2 separate regions of the Homo sapiens genome follow, and region 1 is linked to region 2. Evidence: read pairs that join two places in POLR2A ChIA-PET (ENCODE). Cell type or tissue: OCI-LY7. All regions are shown on one strand. Each heading gives the region's core, and the rest is flanking DNA. Links, peaks and the distances in the headings are about the cores only.

Region 1 (12,297 bases), core at 3,486-5,985, 560 kb before region 2:
GCAGTGGACTGCAGGTAAATGAAACCTCGGAAATCAAAACTCTAGATAAGCGGGGATTGCTGTCTTCTGTAAGGTTCTGCTGTTGACCCTCTGACATCTTCACTTCTCATAATTTTCTGGGTGTGGCACTGACTCCCATCACTATCCATATGCTGATATCACCTGTAATTCTATTTCCCATTCATCTTGCTCCTCTGCTGAAGATCACACTCTCTACCTGCCTAGTAGAAACCCACACAGAAAAGTCCCAAAGCCACCACACACTCAGCGTTTAAAAAAAAAATTTCCCTGAAATTATTGTCTTTCCTAAATAGTCAAGCCTAATTAATATTACCCAGACATCAAAGCCAGAAATCGACTGAGCATCTATGATTTTTTTCACATAAATTACCCACACATCCATTTGCTCACAAGCTTCACAACTACCTTTGAATTACCTTTTAAAATTGTCCAGTTCATTCTGTTAATACTCAAGGAAAAATACAATATTTAAAATAATTAGGGAATATTTGCCTCTCTGGAATTGGGTAAAAAATTTCATTTGGATAAAGATTCTTGCCAGGCTAGCTTCAAATTCTATAAACCATCACCTTCTCACAAGTCTGACCTTGAAAGACACACAAAACCTGGGAGATGTAAACTGGTAAAAATGGAGGAAGGAAAATGGCAAAGAGAGGCAAGGCAGGAAGACAAGATAAAGGGCATTTCCCCAACTTCTTCTCCTCTTTTCTTATTTTGGAAAATGTTACTGAAATCCATCTGGTTACTCGAGTCAAAATGGTTTTGTTTGGGAGGTTTTTTTTTTCCTTATTTTTTCCTTTTTCTTAGTCCTTAGGCCCAGTTGGATCATGAATGCTGTAGCGTCCACTTCCCTATCATCTTCCTAGACATTCTCATTACTATGACCTACTTCATGTCCTCCAGGGAGCTCACCTAACCTTGCTGTCCCACTTTTCTTCAGTCTCCTTACTGCTCTTGGTGCCTTCCTAAACAGAAGAACTGCTTAAAATCCATTGATGTTGCCTCATTACTGTCAGGACAAAATCCACACTTCTTAGCAAAATAGGCAGGCCCATCATCTGTTTTGGTGCTTACCTCTGCTGTCACCCAACATTTAGGTGTGCTGAACAATCTGTATTCTGAAAGTGCCATTGTGATTCCTACCTTGTCTCTGCTAATGCTCTCTAATGTCCTTCTCTCTTTTTATTCTTCACCACCTGCTGATTAGCTCAGCTCTATGACTCATCACTTCCTTCAAGCTGCCCCACTGCCCAGGTAGAACTAACTTGACCATCCTTTTTTTTTTTTTTTTATTTCTCCTTAGGTAACTGTATTAGTCCATTCTCACAGTGCTTTAAAAAGAAAAAAAACCTGCAACTGGGTAATTTATGAAGAAAATTAACATTTTCTTTATATATATAAATTAATATCAATTGGCTCATGGTTCTGCAGGCTGTGCAGGAAGCATGCTTCTGGCATCTGCACATCTTCTGAGGAGACCTCAAGAAACTTACAACCATGGCAGAAGGCAAAGAGGGAGTCAGCAATTCTCATGGCTAGAGCAGGAGAAAGGGGAGGAGGAGGTGCCACACAGTTTCAAACTGATCTCGTGAGAATTCACTCACCATCAGGAGAACATCTCCAAAGGGATGGTTTTAAACCATTCATGAAGGGTCCACCTCTATGATCCAATCATCTCCCTTCAGGCCCCACCTCCAACATTGGGGATTACAATTGAACATGAGATTTGGGCAGGGGCACAGATCTAAACCAGATCAGAAACTTTTACCATCTTCCTATATCTTTGTCCCTGTAGCACCGTATAACACATCCATATTCAGTCTAGTCAACTAGACTAGAACTCCTGAAGTTCCAGAACCATTCCTGGCTGTGTTTGGTGTTCTCATCTGTAGCACAGTGGCATGGAACTTAGTAGATTAGTATATAGTTCATGATGTCTGTTCTGACTACTCGTGAGCATGGCACTCTGTGAACCACAAGCCTGTGAAGCAGGTTCACAGTGCAGCAGTTACCAATCCCAGGCAATTATCCCACCACATGGAGGATAGCAAAGTTCCTCACTACATCAACCACTAGGAAAAAGAGTCCAAACATTTCCACCCGCTGCATCTTGGGCTGCAATTTATAACAACTGCGTAAGTTCAGTGAGACAGAACGTTTATACAACAAGGTAAGCGAAGCCACTTTATTACTCACAGACAGGCAGGAAGGGACAAGAGCAGCCTGGGATTCATAGTAACCCAGAGCCCCCAAGGCTCAGGAAAGCTGCTTGAAGTGGATGCAATCTCATCTGCTTATGCCCACGTTGCACAGCAGCTGAACAACCCCAAAAGCACTCTACTGTATACCCCAGGGTAATCTGGAATCACTGGGCTACAGTGTGGTAGGACATCCTGTTCTAGGAGGGGTGGGCACAGAGCCTAGGCTTAAATGACAGGTCTTTCTTATCTCAGGATGTTATATTCCCAGTACATTCTACAGTTGTGAGAGCTGCAAGCAAGAAAGAGAGGAAGAGCTGAGTCCTTCAGGCTATTTTCCAGCATTTGCTATTAGAGCTCTGATCCCAGCTCCACCATGCAAAGGCCAGCATAACCTCTTTATGCTTCTACTGTATCTTTTGTCAAATAATGATAACAATACCACACACCTAATGACATTGATGAAAGAGGGACAAAAATGAGAACAATGGTGTGTCTGATGCAAACAGTGAGTGCTTAAATATGTTAGTTGTTATCATCAGCTCATCAGTGAGTGCTTATTAAAAAGGATTTGAAAAAGTACAAGAGGATATCAAGATGTATCAGTCCCCTGAAACTAAGAATCATGCCTTGAGTTTCTTTGGGTTTGTTCGTTTGTGTTTTTTTCCTCCTCCATTTACTCAGCACAATGTCAAATCCAAAATAAGAATTGCATAAATGTAGTTGAATACTAGATCAAAAAGATAATATATCGACGGGTTCAATTTCAGTTGGGGGGTGGATGCGGAATTAGTAAACACAAAGAGAAAGAAAATTATCAAAGGTGGGTAGAGTCAGGGGCTGATCACAGAGAAAGAAGACCAGAGAAGCCCCCGGAACAGTGCTGAAGTAGATGTGGAAGAGGAAGCTCAGCAAAGTGTCCCGAGGTCATTGATCTGTGGGCCTTTGAGTGAAATAAGCCATTCTTCTTGTGAGGTACAACAGAGACAGGACAGTGAAATATTTCATTGACTAAGGAGGTAGTGAGAGAGTTCCCAGTCATTTTCTTTGTCCCTTTTCTTTACTGTTGTTCACTTCACTGAATTATTTTTCTCAAAATTTCATAATCATGTATTAATTACCATAGGATATCTCAAAGTTGATGTTACCTCTTTGTATCAATACATGTACCTAGAGTCCTGCTTCCATAACATCCTTGCTAAGCTCCTCCTCAAAGATTTAATCTCTCTTTCTAGATGAAGTCCTCTCTATTTGTAGTTAAAGGAACTTTGGGAATTGAGCTCTAAATTTGCTTTCAGATTTTAGTAAGTGACCAAGGTAAGAGGACCCCTGTCTCCTGGTCATGTTAAAATTACTCATTCAGCAAACTTTATTGTGTACCAACTAAGGGTAAGAAAACTGAAGGTTATTTGCTGTTAAGTAAACTAAATATAGTTTATTTGAACTGTATTTATGAATTTGAAGCATGTTAGAGGACATCCTTGGGAAATCCCTGAGACCTTCTGATATTGAAACAGGAAAAGTTCCCTTGTCCCCCTTGTAGGGCGTGCAATGGGGGTGTGGTTTGCTTCTTCAGTGCCCCACTACTCAAACCTCTAGGGGAGCACACAGATGGGCAGGCTGTGGGGTTCCAATCCTATGGCAGTGTCTAGGGGTGAATGTTTACAGCTGAAACCCCAGTGGGCATGTGTTACAAGGTGCTCTTTTAGTTTGCTGTCTATAGGCAGCTTGTGTTAACCAGCTCAGTTAGACCCTCTATCTTGTCACAAGGACAGAGGGCTTTCTGTATCCCAGGTTCTTGCCTTGGTGTACCAGAAAAATTGTATCACACGTGGGCTTGGAGAATGAGTACAAAATTCTATTGAGTGAAAGTAGCTCTCAGCAGATGGGGGAGCCAGAAGGGAGATGGTTTTTCCCGTGGAGTTGGGCCCTTAGTGGCCCCCGGCTCTCCTCTAACTGCCCCAGCCAAACTCTGCCTTGTCCCACCAGTCGATGGCCTGAGGGTGTGCTGGCATCTGTCAGTGTGCTCTTCTGCTGGCATGCTCCCTTGACATCCTCTCGCCTTCCAGCCGCTTGTGTTTTCTTCTGGTGATGTGCTCCTCTCAACAACTGGCTGCCTGTGTGTCTGCCGGCTAGGGTCTCAGGTTTTTATAAGTCCAGGATGGGGGCGTGGCAGACCAGGGTGGTCTTGGAAAATGCAACATTTGGGCTGAAAGCAGGAGTGCCTGTCCTCACCTAGTCTGTTGGAGGGGAGCCCTAGCCAGGAACCCGCCTTTCTCTACCCAGCACTTCCCTCCCGCACTCCCGTATCAAGGTAACTATACGATATGTTACTGTCTTCTCATTGAAAACAGACAAATTAGCAGGCTCTAACTGCTCTTTGTTTACTGCAGGAAACACATGCCAAGATCAACTGACTTGATAGGTAATCCATTTGCCCTCAAGTACCCCTCTAGCCCAGGAAGCCCATCCCTGCCCTCTAGAACAGTGGGATAACAATGCAAACTACACTTCCCAGAAGTCTTTACCCACCACTTCCTGTTAGATTCAGCCAATGGAAGCACTTACAGGAAATTAGAGGGTCGGTGGAGGAGGGGTGAAGCTATGGTATTCGTAACTCATCTCTGTGTCCACAGGCTTTTCCAGCATGGGCTTTATCTCTCCTGGAAGTCTGTTCTCACCAAGCAGATCAGCCCTCAAAGGCCCCATCTCCTGGACCCTGGTATATATATCCCTTCTCTTTGCCCCTCCAACCCTTGTTGTGGTAACAGCTTCCTGCAGTTGTCAGTGTCTGGATTGCTTCACTTCCCTTGTTTTCAGATCTTCTAATACCTCTGTGACTTGCTTTTGTATTAGATACCCATGATAAACCATCTGGGCACGAGCTGTCTTCCAGGCAGACTCTGACTGACATAGTCAAATCTGCTTCATACAGCCTTTGTGACCCATACCTGATGTCTCTTATTGGTGTGCACTTTGACCATAAGCTGATTTGCTGCAAGCACTTTAGAAACTGCCTTTTAAACTGGAGGAGAGAGGCTTCAAATTGCCTTTCTTCTTCAGCCTCGCTGATTTGAGGGTCTCTTTGTCCGGGGCCCATTGAGGCATGCCAGACAGAAACTGCTGAGAACAGGCAGGGGGTGTACAGGCTGCATGATTCCTTGGATTCTGATGGTCTTTGATGGAAGGTAGTTTCTCTCTGATGAAATGTTATTTTGAATATTATGAATTTTTGGCAAAATAATGCTGTCATCATCTGCGTAAGTTTGCTTTCTTCAGTAGCATTGCTGAGGGATGTTCAGCATTTTTATCATACAATGCACAGCTTTCAGGAAGAAAACCAAACATCTAAAGAGAAAACACACACGTGTTTGGTGGCAACCTCCAGATATCAAGACCTGGATCACTGAAAGAGATAACTCCATATTGGTTATAGTGAATTATAAGTGATTTTTAAGTAGTCAATTGACTGCCTTGTCTTCCATCATACCTACATCCCATCAATTTTCAATGCTGCTCAAAAAGCAGTCTTTCCAAAAGCCAAATCTGATCACATTTCCCAGTTTTAAAACCTCTATTGTATTTTCATAGCTTTCAGGACAAAGACCAAATATTTCAGCATGGTAGCATACCTCGTACTTCAAATATGTAATTCCTGCCCTTCTCTGTATCCTCCTGCCTGCTATTTCTGCCCATCCCCATTATTCCCTTTGGCTTTCAAAAGTTCCCTAAATCTGCCATATTTTAAAAATATCTATCATTTTGTGTTTGGTGACCTATTTTCTCTCCTTTCTTTCTTTCTCTGACTCACCCCTAGTCTTTTCAGGTTCGGCTGAAATGCCACCTAAAATCTGCCCCTGCCTGCCTTCTGTCCCTAGCCCTATCTGGCAGAACACCAGCCCAAGGGCTTCCGTAGGATCTGCTGCATACCCTACACTTTACACAGTGCGGGAATCATCTGTTTTCCTGACCAGCTTCCCTGGCACACTGGCTGTCTCCTGGGCAGGGCCATCCTCTTGTGCTTCCTCATTTGTGTCAGCATGTAATATAACCAGCTCTTAATACATGCTCCCACCATCAGTGCATAAGAGTTCCAGACGCTCTGCATTCTTATCAACTAAGTATTCTCAGTCTTTTTAAATGTTAGCCATACGAAGGCATATGTGGTATTTCATTGTGGTTTTAATTTGCACCTCCCTAGTAACTAATGATGTTGAATTTATTTTGACATACTTATTAACCACTTATATACCTTCTTTTGTCAAGGGTTTGTTCGGGTCTTTTGCTCACTTTTTATTTTTATTTTTATTATTGATTTGTAAGGGTTTAATGAACACAATTTTTATGACTTGGTAAGTACATATTGGTTTGGCAGAACTAAGAGAACTTTTGTCACAGTGTCTCTGAAATTTTGTTTTTACTTCTGTATAACAAGAAAAATATGGTATTATTTTGGGTTATATGAATCACTGACTTTAAAATAATCCCATATTATATAAAAAGGAGAAATTCCAAATAATATCTGACTACAAAATATTGGGTTTTTATTTAGCACACATTTATAATAAACACATGATGAAATTTGGATTTTTCTTTAGGGAGGATCAAAATGTAACTGAACATCACAAAATAATGTACTTCTTCAGAAAAAAGAATTTACTCTAACTAAAAATATTCCTATCACATTTTGGCTAAGTATACAGTGGGAAAACATGACACTAACCTTTTTCTACTAAAGGAATTTGTATCTAAATTATTTTTTATAGGAAATGGATATGTTTATCACAGAATCTGAACACACCATACAGATAAAAGAATTGGTTCTTAATGTTTTGATCATTGCCAGAACAAGCACATTTCCGGATTTATTTATTTTTTTCCCAAAAGGTTGAGTAAGACATAACAAACACTCCCTGCCACAGGCATGGCTTGGCGGTAGGTCGGATACCTGGGTTATATAAATCTTTACGCTGAGCGTTTATGACATTTCAACTTAGAAGTTCATTCAGTTTGATGATTGAGGCAGCAGGCAATTATGACATTAAAGAGTTCACAGACCTTAACCCAAGACCCAAATGGTTTAATTTTTTTAATGGCTGACTGCCTCTCCCGATGTGCACAGACCAATGCAGAGTTTAAAACCCTCACCCATCTTAATTGCCCCTGCTTTGTTGCAAGCACCACTGACTGCCTTTTAGTTCCAAATGTCTTCGGTTATTAACAATTATCAATAGAAAGTAATAGAAAGTAATCCAGACTTACACTGGCGATACAATTGGCCACATATGCCCTAGTGGAGCATAAAATAAGAAAGATCGTTACTATTACTACCAAAGCGTCATATGGAAGAACATACTTTAAAAGTGAATCACATTATGCCTGTTGAGTCAATTATTTCTACTTGCAAAGACAGGGCTTCTTCCTGAAGAGGACTTTCCTTTCTTAGGTCAAGACACAGTCATAGATTCAAATGTATGTATTCAAATGTGATTGAAGAACACATTTGAAAGATGCTACTCTACCAGAGTTGCCAGATTGGGGGAAAATATAAAGTGGAATTTTATCTAGTAATACCATATTTGCACCTACTAATATTTCCTTTGTTCCTGAACTCACGGCAATTAGTAGGTTGGCATCATATTAAATGTCTGTAATTTTCACAATTTTCTAATATTGAATCGATTTTTCAGTACCACGTAGTAAACGTAATCAATCTTGGCTGTGAACTCTAGATAGCAGCAGTAGGCCTCTAGAAAGATGACTGAAGGCTTAGGGCAGTGCTTTCATTGAAGCAGATGAGGTCAGTGAGTGTAAAATATTTTAAGAAATGTCTTCTACAATCATTAAAAATCCCTGACATGAGAGTTTGAAATGCTTATTGGTTACCTGAGATAGATCAAGTTCACATCGACTCTTTTATTTGGGGCTTGAAATATATTTTACTAGTCACAGTGCTAGAAAAGAACATTAAAGATATTTTAGTTAATTTATTCTTTCCTACCATCTGCAGCATAAAGCTATTTTCAAAAACATATAGAATACTTTTACCATAGATGTAGTTTCCTTAAAGAATCTTGACAGTATTTTGTCAATAAGTTAATTTAAAAAGTGGGGTTGATATTTCTCAAAATCATATCCTGTTTCAACCCTCCTGAGACAAATTGTCTCACCCCCAACCCAGCTTACAGTGTTAATCACTACATTCGCAATCGTATTTTGAATCCTTCTGTTGAAAACAAGGTAGTCTGTGTTACTTGTCAACAGAGGTTGCTTTTCTCCTCTTGGAAAGTCATTTGGTTACCCAACGTATCCTTCTCATTAATTGGAAAGATCAGTTTCAGTCAGAACACTACTGATTCTTGGAGCTAGTCATGATGGTGACCAGAGGTGAGTGGGGATAATTGATAGCTGTATTGGCCCAAATCCCCTTCTATGATACTAGAACATAGGTCCTTGAGCTTGCAGGCTTGATGGTTTCTTTGCTGAAGAGGTAGAACATTCTATATAACTTTATTATTCAAAGCAAAATTTATAATTGTCAGCAATTAATGGATTTTAATTTTCATTTTTAACTTTTTTTTGAGGCAGAGTCTCACTCTGTCACCCAGGCTAGAGTACAGTGGCGTGATCATGGCTCACTGCAGCCTCAACCTCCCTGGCTTAAGCAGTTCTCCCACCTCAGCCTCCCGAGTAGCTGGGACTACAAGCATGTGCCACAATGCCTGGCTAATTTTTTAGTTTTTTTGTTGAGTCATAGTTTCACTGTGTTATCCAGGCTGGTCTCAAACACCTAGTTCAAGTGATCCTCACTCTCCCAAAGTGCTGGGATTACAGGTGTGAGCCACCATACCTGGCCATGAATGGAGTTTAGAAGTTCAGTGATTATTTTATATCAAAAATTTGTACTTCCAGGGAAAAGGTTAAACTTTCTTCAGATTCTAGGAGGTTAGGAAACTCAACCTTGTATGGTATTCACTGGGTGTGCTCTATCCTAGTTCCCACAAATGTAAGATGTTATCATCTTAGGAGAGATTTGCCAAAACGTAAGTGTCTGGTCAGTACCAATGGTCAAGCATGAACCTCCAGATCTTGCAAACATGTGTCCATTTCACTGGATTCCTTATATTTTATCCTCTATCCCATCTCTCATCTATGTTCCCCCAAGAGCTTCTTCTTATCAATCTCTTACCGCCACTTCCCACAGCTATTATTATTTGTTTTCCTCTCTGTCTCTCTGCCAAGATTCTGAGTGCCTCCATGTTTCTCACTGTGTACCCCTTAGCATGCAGAGGAAAGTCCTGACACAAGAGAGTTAGTAAAGTCTGAATGAGTGAGTGAGTGAATGCATGAATGAATGAAGGAATGGAGTGTCCAGAGATGATAAAACCAGCTCATTTTCCCTGAGGACCCAGAATAAAACTAATCTGAATATGTAGATAAATGTGGTGATAGGAAGGAGGTTAAACTAGGAAGCTAGGTATCTCATGGAGGAGTGAGTCAAGGAAACCAGCACAGTTATAGAAACAATTCACTGTCATTTATTTATTATTTATTTATTTAGAAATGGGGTTCTGCCATGTTGCTCAGGCTGGTCTTGAACTCCAGAGCTTAAGTGATCCTCCTGCTTTGGCCTCCCAAAGTGCTGAGATTAGAGCTGTGAGCCACCGTACCTGGCCTAACAATTCACTGTTAACTACCTGGGCTTCTAATTTACTCAAAATCTCTGCCCTGAAAATCACATCTCATTAAAAAGTCCATCCTTCCTTGATGTGGATGAAATCTGGCCCTGCTACTTTCTGCCTCCCCGCTACTACCCCCACCATGTTCTGGGCCATCCCTGTACCCACCAAAAGCTCTGTTTGCTGCCCAGCCCACAGTCATGTTGCTTCCTTCTTTTGGTTCTTCACCTTCCTTAGACATCCTTCTTTCTGCTCTCCACCTACTAAATAATATTGCTGTAATAGCATCTTCTAGTAAAGGCTTAGTATGTTTCAGGCACCATGCTAAGGGCTTCACTGAAGTACTACATTTAATTCTCATAACAACCTGTGTCAAACTATTTTGATCCTCATTTCAAAGTTGAGGCATCTAAAGTTTCAAGAGGTTCAAAGTCACGCGCCTTATTCATCCTTCTCCAACTGAATTCAGGTGGCATTTCCTATGGGAAGCCACTTTGACTCACAGGACCCAGGTAGGCATCTTCCTGGGGCTGCAGGGCACACATGTCACCGTCAGACTGTTATCTGTATGTGCCTTGGAACTTTGTATTTCTTGAGGATAGAATCATGCTTTATGAATCATAATCTTGGGGCCAAGAACAGTGGTACTTGGCAAGGGCTCAATATAATTTGTTTTGTTTTGTGTTTTGTTTTTTATTACTTGTTTAAATAATAACTAACTCTTGGTCCTTGACTCATGGTCTTCCTCTCCACGCTGAGTCCGTCCTTCTGGACAATACGTTCAACACTAACATGCTTCAACTGTGTTCTCACACCACCAATCTCCAAGCCAGGATCAGGCAACCCATGTGCTTTTTCTGCTTGTACTTTCCAGATGACAAACAGTACTAACAAAAGCCTCTTTTTAAGCCTCTTTCCTAGTCTAGATCCACACACCAACGGGCACATGGCAGAAGTGGTTAACAGCACAGCCCCAGAGTCACACTGCCCAAGTTCGTATCCCTGCCCCGCCTTACAGGGCATTGGGAAAATCTGTGTCATTGGGAAAATCATTACCCTCTCAGAGTCTCCAAGCCCACATTGAAACAGAGGGGATCATGAAATGACCTACCACATAAGAATGGCATGAGGATTAACTGAGTCATTAAATGAGGCATCTATACAGCTTATATAGACTCATACACGTGTGTGCCTATGTGTGTGTATGTAGTTGATTTTCATTATTTGTGGTAGTAGCAGTCACGTTTTCATCAATCAATACAAAATTTTGTTTTATACACTTAAAAAATATATATCGTTCATTCATTTTGCATTAAACTCACAGCCAACAGCACCATAACTTATGCTGAATGAGGCTCATTTAATACACATATTTTCTCCACAGGGTGCATCACAGCCATCTCACACAGGAACACTGGAAAGCACCTCAGCACTACCATTGAGGGCCATTTTAAACAGCAAAATCTCCATCAGAAAGCCCTCAGATTGGAAAAATGTGTTACTACATAGATTGTGAAAAGGGCACCTATTCAGGGAGCTGAAACAAGACCATCGTCTTGTTCAGCCTCAGCTGAGGACATACACATTGTGCAACTCCAATTTTTTGCCATTCTGTGTATGTCTACAAATGAATTTAAAAGCACCAAGAGAATTGATTTGGGAGTGTTCATTAAGTCTAGCCTAAAGCTGCCACCTTATATATTTTAAGGTTACCCTAAAGGTTTCTCTGTGTATAGTGAACTCTCACCTAACTGGACGTGTAAACAGACTATCACCTAATCTTGCAATAGCTGGCTGAGTCTCAGCCAATCACAGCAATCATACTTCAACCACTCATAGGCAGTCAGCTGTTCACATCATGTTGAAGTGAGGCAAACGCTGCTAAGCTGTAACCAATCCAGCTGTTTTTGTATCTCGCTTCCATTTTCTGAACATCACTTTCTTATTTCTGTTCATAGATCCTCTCTGACCACACAGTAGCATGGGTCCTCTCTGAACCTTTTCTGCCCATTTCGTGACTCCTTTGCTCAATTAAACTCTGTTAAATTTAATTTGCCTAAAGCTTTTCTTTTAACAGGAGTTACAAATCAATTTTAGCAAGTAGGCAAATTTGCAAAAATCTAATTCTCAATGAGGATTGACCCTATACCCATGCATATATTACCAGGTACTTTCTGAGCAGGAGGATCTCTGCAATTCTGGTTCCAGCCCCTTCTTCCACCTTTGCCCTCGCCACCTCTTTTTTGTTTTGTTTTTGAAACAAGTTCTCACTCTGTTGCCCAGGCTGGAGTAGAGTGGCACAAACACGGCTCACTGTAGCCTTGAACTCCTGGGTCCAAGCAACCCTACCGCCTCAGCCTCTGGAGTAGCTGGGACCACAGGTGTATGCTACCATGCCT
Region 2 (12,297 bases), core at 3,667-6,166:
AAAATTCAAGGGGAACTGTGGTGCTGTAAAAGGCATGCTGTCTTTCTGAAGAGGCGTTGTTTTGATCATTCCATAGGTAGACGCTGCTTTGAGCAATACTTTTGGCATTACTTTGAGTCATGCCAAACACGCTTTGCGTCCTTGATTAAGAATTGCACCTATACGCACATTCCTGGGCATGGTCTATTCTGTTTCATTATCATGCACCCAGCAACAGACCAACTTCTGCTGAACAATTAGGAGGTCATAGACCTGATCAGGAAGACTGTGGCCCCCACCTTCAGGAAGCTTACAATCTACTTAGAAACATAACACACACATACACCCATAAAGAGATCATAAACCTTAGCAGGGCGTGGCATGCCGCTGCAGTACCAGCTACTTGGGAGGCCAAGGCGGGGGGACAGCTTGAACCCAGGTGTTCGAGGCTGCTGCACTCTGCATCCAACCTGGGCAACAGAGTGAGACCCTGTCTCTAAAAAAGCTAACAATAAATAATAATAATTTTATAAAACTAAAAAGAGACCATAAACTCACTTTTTAGGTGGCCAAGCATTTCCACATAAGCAATGGAGAGTGCTCACTTTTCAGAGAGCCTCCAGAAAAGGGAGAAAGCTTTCTTCAGACCCAGTGGCCAGGGCGCTTTGCAATAGTGCAGAATTCGACACACAAAGATCGCTATTATGGATGGACAAGGAGCAGCCAAGAGAAGAAAAGGGGCAGATCTGTGACTCAAGCGGCAGCCCTTGCAATGGGAATAATCCTCATCCTCCACGTGTGCTGTGTGTGATACAGGCTTCCCAGGAAGGGCACTGGCCAAGCCCCTGCTCCACCGAAGGGGACTGTAGCTTTGCTTCACTCTCCCTCCCTGCTTAATCACTGGCTCAAATGACAATCCACCCCAGGCAAACGATGCTCACACAGAGAAAAGGACAGCCAGGCCAAGAACAAATTTTTCTAAAAGTTTTCTTTTTTTTTTTCTACATCATCTCAACCTTCCTTTTTAAATAAATGGACTTGCAAATAGACCTAACTTCAAAGATCTCATTGGTCGGCCTTCACTGTTTAGGTATCCGGGCAGGGAACCATTCAAGATATTATTCTTATTTTTTTTAAATCTTCTTTTTCTATCTTTTCAATAGCATCTGGATGATCTTTCCATTCTTGTCTAGTGATAATGAAATCATTAAAAAATGTACCAGAACCCTTTTTGCTTATCTCTGTGCCATTTGGAACATATGTGAATAAATTGAACACCACTTGCTCATTGATTTTCTTTTTTTTCCCTCTTCCCTTGTTTTTAAAAGCCCTGTTTGAAATCAGTCACTGAAAGAGCCGGCATCTGAGTTAACGTCTGACGATGGGAGGTACGCCTCAACGTCGTCCACATGGCCTTGATCTAGACAGCGAGCCACAACCTACCCAGCACATTTTTGTGGCTTAAGTGACCTGGAGTGTGGGGCTTTTCTTTGTTGAAGATTTTCTTTAGGTTTCAAGTTGATTTTACACCATTAATGGTAATTCCAGCTTGGGCATTGCACAAATAGTTCATAGATGACCATGGGGAATCCAGCTATGCTGTTGGGACTAGTAGCTAAACTCTCTTAGAGGGCTTGAGTTAGATCAAAGAGCATCTTTCCTTTTCTTGGAAACCACATTGCCAGCCTTTTCCAGCCAAAGGCCTGCTTGTGTTAAGTGAGAAGAGAGAGACTCATCCCAAAAGAGGCCGCCCTGGAAGAGATGGGAAAGACTTTTCCAGGAGGAGTTTGCTGAAAAGCATAAAAGGGTCAGCCTCCAGCTTATCACTCAAAAAAGTTTTTAAAGCCTTTTTAAGGAAACAATTTTAACCCAGCTGCACTTATTGATCAGTGATTTGATTTTGCTTTGTTAGGAGAGACTCGTAATCTGCTTTTAAATGTCTTTTGTTCCTGGCCTTCTTTGATAGCAAGTTCTGCCTAAGGCTACTTCTCAAAACTCATCACTGGAGTTTTCAAGTCTATGTGAATAACTAGAATAATTTTAATCTGGACCTTTCTTTATCCCCTACTACCTACCCACTCCTGTTTGCAGCAGAAAATGTTAGGTGGTTGTAAGAATTTTTTTTTAATCAAATTCTGCCAAACCTAAAACCTATAAAAAGGAATCATTTGTCCTTTCAAAGAGAGAGAGAAAGCAAGGGAGCAAACTCTATTTACAAAGTCAGAGGGAGTCAATCTGATTTTATTTTCTCAAGTACATTCAGTGAGTCTCAAAAAGAATGCAAGTTCTCAAGTCTTGCCTCTGCTTGGTATCAGCCACAATTAAAAAATAAATTTCAGAAATATATCTGAATCACTGTAGAACATAATTTTTTGGCAACAGATAGGTTTTATAGAAGCTTTTTTACTTGTAACTTTCAAAGGTTGTAATCATGCCTTTCATGACATTGTGAACTATAATTTTGTCTTGCTAAGCTACCATAAAAGAGTGGTTGTTTTATTATTATAGTATGCACTAAAAAACAGAACCTATGCTCCTCATTTAACTAATCACTTCTGATATTTCTCAAGCTAATGGGAACCAAAAACACTTATATCTGTTCGTAGATGTTCTTAATGAAATGCACACTTTTTTTATAATGTAAGCATATGCGTACACATGTATGAACTTTACAAGTTTATTTAGCAAGAAAACAAATATGTGAGGAAAACAGACTTTTCAAGTGGTGCTTTAATTGTCGTTCATGCATGTTCTACAGATCATTACTGAATGTTTACAGGTCCTGCACGGAATGACTTTACACCAAAGAAGAGGGTAACGTATCCTCACTGTTTATAAAAATGACAGCCCCTAATGGACCATATTAGCTTTAACACAAACTATTAAATCTCCTTCATTACTTTTTTCTGTGTTCTGTTTCGGCATCTCGTTAGCTCTGAGAAGTGGGTGCAAACTCCTAAGGAAACATGAGCACACATTGAGACGATTAGAGATCATGGTTATTAGATAAGCCTCAGGAGGATGTTTTTCTTGGGTTGCTCACAAGCATTTTGAAAGAGTCGTGTTCCAGGTTTGAGATCCCATGTTTCTTCCTCTTAAACTATGAGCAGCTGTAGCACATGACCTACTTCTGTAGGGCCCTGTAATGATTTCCTTCCTTCGGAGGCTTCAGGAGTTCTCCTTCTGCCCTGTGAAAAAAAGGGACAAATATTTTAATCCAAGCAAAATGCTGAAGCAGGTTTTGTTGGTTTCAGGGAAGAAACTCAATACAGCTCCAGCACTGAATGTAGGCCTCAAATTGGAACCATCTGGGCCGCAGAAGGGCTCAGAGACCTTTGGGGAAGGCAGAGACAGTCTTGCCTAGGGCCGCAGCCCATACACCTGCAGAGATGGCCGACGTCTGGGCAGGCCCTGGGCTCACCCAGGAACTGGAGCCGCTCCTACTGCGGCAAAGCCCTCACTGCCTGGCATTGCAGTTGGGAATACCATGTAAGAAAAGGTGACAACTGCTTAGAGGACGACTTCCTACATGAATATTCCTCACAGTGAAAGGAAGGCCTCATGATTCTTTGGAACACATTTGACACAAATCAGACATAATTTCCTAACTTTTGCTTTTTAGCAGACAGGGAGGAAAGTCCTCAGGAAACCATAGGTGGGTATACACAATATTTTTAGAGTTATCCTTAACTAGGGGAGAAAAAAAAGGCTTTTACAACCCAATGCATGCCTGTTTGGTGTTCTCCGTATTCTTTTCTTGTTTAAAAGGTTGTTATTATTATCTTTGACTAGTTTTCCTTTTTAACTAAGTGAAAGTGCTTTTCAAGTGTTTTCTAATATCTAAACATAGAAGACTAGGCCAGCTGCTGGAAGGTTATTTTAAATAAAGTATTTTTTAAAATTTTATATTGCAAACTTTCCATGGGTGAGGGATGAGAGTATCAACCCATTTCCAAATATAAAGGGCGAGGACTTTTGCTCAAAGATTAGAAATCTTATCATGTGATTTTAAAACCAGTGCAGAATATGTTTTCTGGAAAGAAAGTGGGACATAAAGAGCAGATAGAAATTGTACAAAAGTTGTGCATTTAATAAGTATATTTTCCAAATATTAGTTGATGAGGAATATATCATTTTCAATTTGGGTTTTAAATTATTTACTGTGGTTAGAAGTGCAATGTGGCCATAATAGAATCCTAAAGAATATGACCAAACTTGACATCCTGAGAGTGGAAGCCCCATGACAATCTCAACACCAAGGTCAGAGGATGATTTATTGAGAAAGGATCAGTCCCTGGAAAAGGTGACAATTCAGAAAAAAATAGAGGTGCTTGAAATTTTGAGCTTAAATTCCTAGAAGTGTGAATTTATCTGGTTTCTTCTAACTAATCTTTTTCAATAAGCCAGTGGACCACAGTTTTTTGCTTATTGTAAGTACATTTATTTGTTTATTATAATTAAATCTATTGACTGATGGAAATTACACAGTGAAGACATATATTATATGTATGATTAAAATGTTTAATATTTTTTAAAGTTAAGAATTGTCAGCAAGAATATATTTTTTTAAATTCCTGAATGGAAAATAAGTCCAAAAAATAGTATTTGGACTGAAGGCTCACAGAATATCTCTCATTTTTAAAAGTTCTAAGGATGTATCTGTTGCAAGGTTTCCCAGCACATTCTTAGGGGTGACATGACTGTACGGTGTTTCGGTTCTGAGCTGTTCTCACATGCACACTTCATCACAAGCCAACTGGGAGGGGTGCGGGAGGGTTGTGTGCGTTGGGCTTACTTTTTTTTGCCCTGTTCCAAATTTATATGCATGAATCTAAATTTTTAACCAAATCTTTGTTCTCTTTCCTCTTGAGGCTGCTTCACACTCCTGCCTACGCACCCAGCTGCACCCAGATAGCTCTTCCTCCCTCCCCACCCTGACAGCCTGCACCGCTGCTCAGCTACAGGGTGAGACTTAATGGAGCTGAGCAGAGCATTTCCTAGCGAGCTTCCTGCAGAGCAGTCAGCCAAGACTGGGAAAGGCCCACCACCAAACACCAGGAGCCAGGGGAAAATCAGAGGGCCAGCCCGCTGCAGGGGCAGCCTCCAGAAAGCGTCTTGCTGTCATTTAAGGGTATTAGTTTGATACCTTTAGGAAGGCTTTGGGTTTCTCTAAAACATGGCCACTGTCTCATTCATATAGCTCTGTGAGGATGCCTATATTCAGTATCTGGGCTAAGCTGACCCACCAACTCCATTGAGTTGCGAATTTCTAGCATGAATGCCTAGCCTCAGAAAAGTAAGAAATTCTGCTGTGTGTCTTCATATGTATTTTTATTTTTACTTTATTACTACTGTTATTATTTTTAGAGACAGTGCCTTGTTCTGTTGCCCCAGCTGGAGTCCTGTGGCAATATCCTAGCTCACTGCAGCCTCAAACTCCTGGGCTCAGGTGATTCTCCCGCCTCAGCCTCCTGAGTAGCTAGGACTACAGGTGTACCACCGTGCCTGGCTGATTTTTCATTATTTTAGAGATAGGGATCTCATTACGTTGGCTAGGCTGGACTCAAACGCCTGGTCCCAAGCGGTCCTCCTGCCTTGGCCTCCAAAAGTGCTGGGGCTACAGGCATGAGCCACTGCACCCACCCTCCCTGAGTATATTTTTAAATACAGGGTTTCATATCTTCAACATAGCCCCTAAATTAAAGCAATGATTATAACAATCGCACAGCAACTAAAGCCAGTGTTCTGATGGTTTTATTTGAAAAGCACCATTCTCTACAAATGGAAGCTGATCAATAAAAAATATACATATATTTGAGAGAAAAGCCCACCCTGTCCTCAGGAAAAGCAACCCGTAGAGAGTGGGCAATTTCAGATTGATTTATGAACTGGGAAAGTATTTCTGATTTTGTTTTAATTTTTTCTTTGGCCAAACTGGTCAGGAGGTGATGAAGACTGACTTCCCAGCCCTTTGCTGCCAAATCTTAACTGCCTGAAAACTTACAGAAATGCTTGATTAAAACTAGAATAAAAATCTCCAGTTGCCTTCAGCAAACCACAGCACAAGGGTGGGAAAACCAGTGCCAGGTTGCAGTTTAAGTATAGTCACTTGGCGCCTGCTGAAAGTACTGCTCCCTTCCTGTTTAATAATTAATTCAACTTTAAAGCCCCAAGGATCTGGACTCAGCACCAGTTTCACAAAGCAGTACAGAAACAAAATGCTTCCAGAACTGGAGGGGGGGATAGAGGAAGAAAGAATCTAACATTTCAAGAAACATCACCACATGGGGCCGGCAAGCAGGGGGTGGGGTTTGGAGGTGGAAAGATCCAGGGTGGAGAAATTCAAAATAAAATAAATACACACAAAAGCAAGGTTATTCACGGCCACTGGCACTAGGACTGGGAGCGGCATGGCGAGCCGGAAGTCATCCATTTGGGAGGCAGGCTGGTGCCTGCAGGCTAGTGGGGCCGAGAGGGTAATGGGCTCAGTCTCTGGAAAAGGAGACCCAGCCTTGCTCTTCAGCAGTGGCCTCTGCTCATTAGTCAGAGCATCGTGCTGGAAAAGGCATCCAAGGTGGGCAGTCATCCTTGCTTTCGCGCTCCTCTCCCTCCACCCCACCCCACCCGCACAATTCACCCTCCAGGGGAAGGGCCGGAGAATGCCCGATGTGAGGGCGAAAAACAAGCAAGTTCCCAGGCTTAAATATTCAGTTACAGAAGTTAACACCCAACATAGCAGCAGATAACTGCAAAAATGTGTCCCCGCATCCAGTGGGGCACCTGCACTGTGCTTTGTGGTTTTTCTAAGTCGTTTGCTTTCTCTAAGCTGGTGAGTCCAGCCAGAAAGGTGATGCACTGCAGATGCTGAAAACAGGCAGAAGCTGCTTAAAAGCTTATCAAATCTCGTATCGCACACAAGATAGGAGGGGGAATGTGTCCAGAACGACTGCAGCAGGCCCACCTCCAACCTCACAATTCAATATGAAACCACATGGACTATTCTTCTGTACTCCAGGAAACCTAAGTATCCCAAAGCATTGCCAAGAGATGGTCTCACCAGAAATGAACAGATTAATTAAACAAAACGAAGGCCCGAGTGGCCAAGGGAAAGAGGAAAGCTATTTAACCCAAATTGTATTTACTTTTTGCTTATTTTTATTATTATAAAGAGTCATGGGATAGAACACTCACACATATCCCCTGAGATTCCAGTTGGGTATTTTGAAATCGACATTCACATAATTAACTGGTTGAGTTGGACAAATAATGACCTGAATATTTTCCGTAATCCTTAAAAATGGATGTTTTTATTACTCTGCAATTGTTAAAACTATATGAATTTTCTTTATATTTTACTTCATACATACATTAGTTATAAAACATTTAAAGTACATTTACTTTGTATGTTTCCCTCCACTGCAGATTGATGGTGTTGCCTTAAAACTGTAACAGCTGTATTTTAAAAATAGGATTTTGTATTCCTCTTGACTGAGTTCTTAAAACTATGCCAAATTCAAGTTTGAAACTAGTTTCCAGTTATTAAACAATTTCAAAACCAGAAGGTCAATATGTTTTTCTCTATTTTTGAGGTAGTGAATGTCTAGCTGCTGCTTTTTATTTTTCAATTTCAAGTTTGGTTTCAAGCTCATGCCCCTGTTTTCTTACAAAGCTCATAGTCCCAGACAGTGAATCCTTCCTCACAGTAACATCTTCCTTTGTGATGAGAATAATTATCTATCAGCGTATCTTTTTAAAATAATAAATTTGGGTATTTCTAGGAGGCAGTGCGTTGTCATGGAAACACCGTTGGACTATGAACCAAGCCAGCCTCTGGGCTGGTCCAGCACTAGCTGTACATCCTGGCAAGTTACAAACCCAAGAACACACCCCTGGGTGTCAGTGTGTACCGCTGCTAAAGGAGGAGTTCTCAGTGCTTCTCTCCCTGCACTGTGTCTGCAGGGAACCCCTTTTCAGGGTTGGGAAAGGAAGACTCACACACACACAGCCCACTCTAAATCGATCCAGACTATGATAAGTGCTGAAATAGAACCATGAATTAAATGAACCAGAAGATTTATAAGGCCTGCCCAGCTCCACAGATCTCTGATTCCATGTGAATCATGGATTCACCAACTGGGTTATGCCCAGTCACTGGCCTCACTCACTCAATGCTCGCCGTGTCCTGCTCACTCCTGTCCAGCCTGGCCTTTTTCATACAATCCACGGGGAATTGGCGCTAGTAGGTAGTAGGTAATTTGGAAGATTAGATTAAATAATTTGGAATATACCCATGGATATACATGAGCCCTAAAAAAGGGAAAAGGTGTGGCCCCATGATGAAAGAGTGGAAATCAAGCTTAACTCTTGGGTAATCAGCGTATGTGTAGGGCAAGTGTATTCTATTCAAGATTTACCCACAAGAGGCAAAAATACTGTGTCAGAAGTTAGCAGATAAAACAGGAATATGAAGAAAATGGCACAACTTTTTTTTCTACCTTTTTGTGATCCTCCCTCCTCATGGTTTGAAATATTTTGTGCTAGTTGTCAAGTGTGGGCCTTATAGGCTGATGGGACAGGGGTCCTCACCTCAGTTTTCTCATCTGAAAAATGGGGATTTCAACGTCAGAAGGTTGCTTTGATGATTATCTGAATTAATATATGTAAATCTCTTGGTAGAATACACGGAATTTACCAAGTTGTAAGTTGATGTCAGCCATTATTATTGAGTTAGGAGAGCTATGTTTTTTGTTATGTTTTGTTTTTGTTTTTGTTTTTGTTTTTTGAGACAGAGTCTCACTCTGTTGGCCAGGCTAGAGTGCAGTGGCATGATCGTGGCTCACTACAACCTCTGTCTCCTAGGCTCAAGCAATTCTCCTGCCCCAGCCTCCTGAGTAGCTGGGATTACAGGCATGCACCACCACACCTGGCTAATTTTTGTATTTTTAGTAGAGATGGTCTTGAACTCCTGACCTGAGGTAATCCTCCCACCTCAGCCTCCCAAAGTGTTGGGATTACAGGTGTGAGCCACCGCGCCTGGCCTAGGAGAGCTATGTTTAACCAAAGAGCTAGTGACTAATAATACATAACTAGTATTACCATACTGAAATTTTTTGCCTCTATATGCATTTGCTAGGGCTGCCATGACAAAGTGCCACAGGCTGAGTGGCTTAAACAACAGAGATTTATTTCCTCACAATTCTGGAGGCTCCGAGTCAGAGATCAAGGTGTGGGCAGGGTTGATTTCCTCTGAGGCCCCTCTCCTTGGCTTGTAGATGCCACCTTCTCCCTATGTCCTCACATGGTCTTCCCTCTGTGCATGTCTGTGCCCTAATCTCTTTTTATGAGGACAACAGTCACATTGGATTAGGGCCCACCCGGATGACAAGCTTTAACCTTAGCTTGTTAAAGACTGTATCCCCAAATATCATCACATTCTGAAGTACTGGGGTTTAGGACTTCAACAAGGGAATTTGGTGAAATACAATTCAGCTTATAACAGCCTCCACATCAGTAGAAGTACGGCTTCCATCAAGAGTTTTAAAATAACAGAAGTTCAGATTTGTATACATGGGTATATAAATGAAAGGGATCAACCTGGAGGACATTATTAAGTGAAATAAGCCAGGCACAGAAAGACAAATATTGCACGATCTCAGTCATAAGTGGAATCTTAAAAAGATGCCTTAATAGAAATAGAGAGTAGAATAGTGGTTATCAGAGCCTGGAGAGGGGAGGGGTAAGGGGAAACAAAAGAGGTTGATCAATAGATACAGAGTTGTAGTTAGGAAGGAAGAATAAATTCCAGTGTTCTATTACATAGTATGGTGACTATAGCAGATAGCAATGTTCTGTGTATTTCAAGATGGCTAGAAGAGAACATTTTGAATGTTATCGCTACAAAAAAAAAATGATAAATGTTTAAAGTGATGAATATGGTAATTACCCTGACTTAGTCATTTATACAATGTATATACATGCATTGAAACATCACACTGTATCCCATAAATATGTTCACTTATTATGTCAATTATACATAAAATGGAATTAATTTAAAAAGAAAAACAAATGGGGAAACAGGCTCTATCCAGACCCTTGAATACTTTCACTGAGATGAAGCTGCATGCTCTGTGACTGTTCCCCAGTACAGAATAGACACTCACAGTCTGTAGACAAGTTAAAATCAAGCAGAGGTGAGGGCTATTATAACACCAGTGGAATTGATCAGTGTAATACATTTGTTGACTCAACTCACGAAGCTTGGATAACATAAACCAACAGAAATCTGCTTGAACCTGGGATCATCCAGGCCAGAGAGGAGGCTGACGAGTTGCCTTGGTCCTTGGGTGACTTGACCTAGCACTGAACTCTGTGACCTATCAATCCATGAAAAGACAGAAGGAAATGTTTCACACACGCAGTTCCACACCGTGCCTCCATGAGCTCAGTGACAGACAGATTCGCCCTTTCCCACTGCCTTCCCTGGGAATCTTCTGTTAAATAGCTAGTCCATAGCTGCTTTTTCGCACCATGGCTATGTCACCCCTGCCCTTGTGCCAGAGCAGATTGAGTTAAATATTTAACTAATTTCTATTTTAAAATGTGTTAACTCAATAAGTTTAGATGCATATTCATGATCCTTTCAAATATTTTCTCTTTTGGGCTTCTTCAGACTCTCATTTTGGGATTTGCTAAATATGTCAGCCCAAGGAAGGTATTTGAGAAGCATATTTTCATTAGATATTGGTCACCACGTCGCTTGAGCATGAAGCTTTCAAAGAAAATTAAAGTGAAAGGAAAAAAAAGGTCTAGTATTGGTTATTAACTCCACCTCAGGGTGACTTCTCTTCAGGGGCAATTAAATAGCAGCTCTGGGCTGCTAAGTTTAGTGGCTTTACTTGTAGGTGGCACACTTTTCTTCAAGGACAACCGCCAGTCAGATCTGCTTTGATTTTTACCTGATGACACTGAGGCTGCCTCTGCAAAACCAGATTTTGTTTGAAATTGTAGATGTGACCACATCTATGTGCTCTGACCTTTCTTCTTTAAGAACCAAGTTTTGCATTACCAGGTAAATGCCCTTTCAGTGGAATTTTCATGGAACACTGGGGACATCCTGTGGTCAGCTTGGTTTAAGGCAGCCAGTCTTTTCAGCAACAATCTCAGGGAATAAAGAAATAAATGTCCCACATGAATCCTAGTTTATTTTGCAAGAACAAGAAGATAAAAGAAAAGAAAAGAGAAAAGAAATACACTCTTGTTCTTAATAATTTTTGCAATATAAACCTCTTTTTTTTTGAGCAACACAGTTTTTCAGTGAACGTGGATGGAGCAATTATTTTTGTCAAGGACAGATATTTTCCGGACACAAAATACAGCTTCAGCAGAATAGAGGAAGCATGACATCAGGCGTTGCTCCGCGATCATACCTGGTTCTTACCATCTGCTATTGTAAGTTCCATGTGCCTTGGCTCAACTTCTGGTCCTCGCAGGAGACAGCCTTCTGCAAAAAAGCACACAGCATGGCTTAAAGGGAAAATAGTGGGTATTTTGGCAGTTTTACACCACAGATAGTGTACCAGTGACACTAAATTGAAGTCATTTAGTTGTAAATGTGATATTACATTTGATGGTTTCCACTGGCAAAGCACTGAGCTGCCCACGTTAAACAGAGGCAAAGAAATGGAACTTGGAGAGCAAAGCCAGTCACCAGAGTAGCAGACCAAAGGGGCTTGTAAAAGCGTTTGTCGAGTCATTTAGAATCATAACTCAGCTCAACACACATGGTACCAGGAACAGCCAGCTCAGTTTCAGCAGTGGAAAGCAGGCAATGGAGTTTATGTTGTTCTTCTGTTTATTAAAGACGGATGGGAGCACTCGACAGAAAAATCAAACTTCTGGTCATGGCTCATTAATCCCTGTTGTATCTGTCAGGGGTATGTGTTTGGAGTTCCAACAAGCCTCTAGAAGGAAGATCACTGCTGAGCTTTGGTATTTTCTCTAATTTTGAATGGAAAGAGACGCCAATCACCTAGAAGGAGAAATAGAATACGAGGTTATTTTTAACTCACCTACTTTAGTGGTCATTAAACATAAATGAGTTGGTTTAAGACAAAAATGATTATGGTTAATAATTTTATTGCCAATTTTTGTCATAGGGCTTTCTTTAGGAGAAGCAGTAAGGTAAAGACAAATGTGGAATAAAGCCAGATATTATGGCTGTTCTAGGAAAAGCTCAGCTTTTGGAGATAGATCTTTGGGTGAACCTGTGCAGACTCTTTGTGTGTGCCTGTGGTCATTGAAGTGCAGCTTCTATCAAAT

Evidence for each region. Peaks named below come from ENCODE experiments on the same cell type or tissue, not always from the same donor. Only the 100,000 strongest peaks of a DNase experiment are listed, where the experiment ranks them.
Region 1: POLR2A ChIA-PET joins it to region 2 with 6 read pairs; 2 of 35 experiments call an interaction of 5 or more read pairs at or near these places.

What each region holds. Positions count from the first base shown.
Region 1 is chr2:104,374,173-104,386,469 of GRCh38, forward strand. LOC100287010 (a long non-coding RNA gene) reads right to left here. Exons shown (of 3, transcript NR_037885.3): 3 at 4,678-5,567. Among named protein-coding and RNA genes, the nearest start is that of LINC01831, 34 kb to the right of the region's middle. In OCI-LY7, for the core only: no CTCF peak of the experiment used is centred there; a DNase peak (open chromatin) is centred at 4,789; H3K4me3 peaks cover 970 bases.
Region 2 is chr2:104,933,599-104,945,895 of GRCh38, forward strand. MRPS9-AS2 (MRPS9 antisense RNA 2) reads right to left here. Exons shown (of 3, transcript NR_110603.1): 2 at 11,406-11,479; 3 at 2,643-3,167. Among named protein-coding and RNA genes, the nearest start is that of DALIR, 32 kb to the left of the region's middle. In OCI-LY7, for the core only: no CTCF peak of the experiment used is centred there; a DNase peak (open chromatin) is centred at 4,903.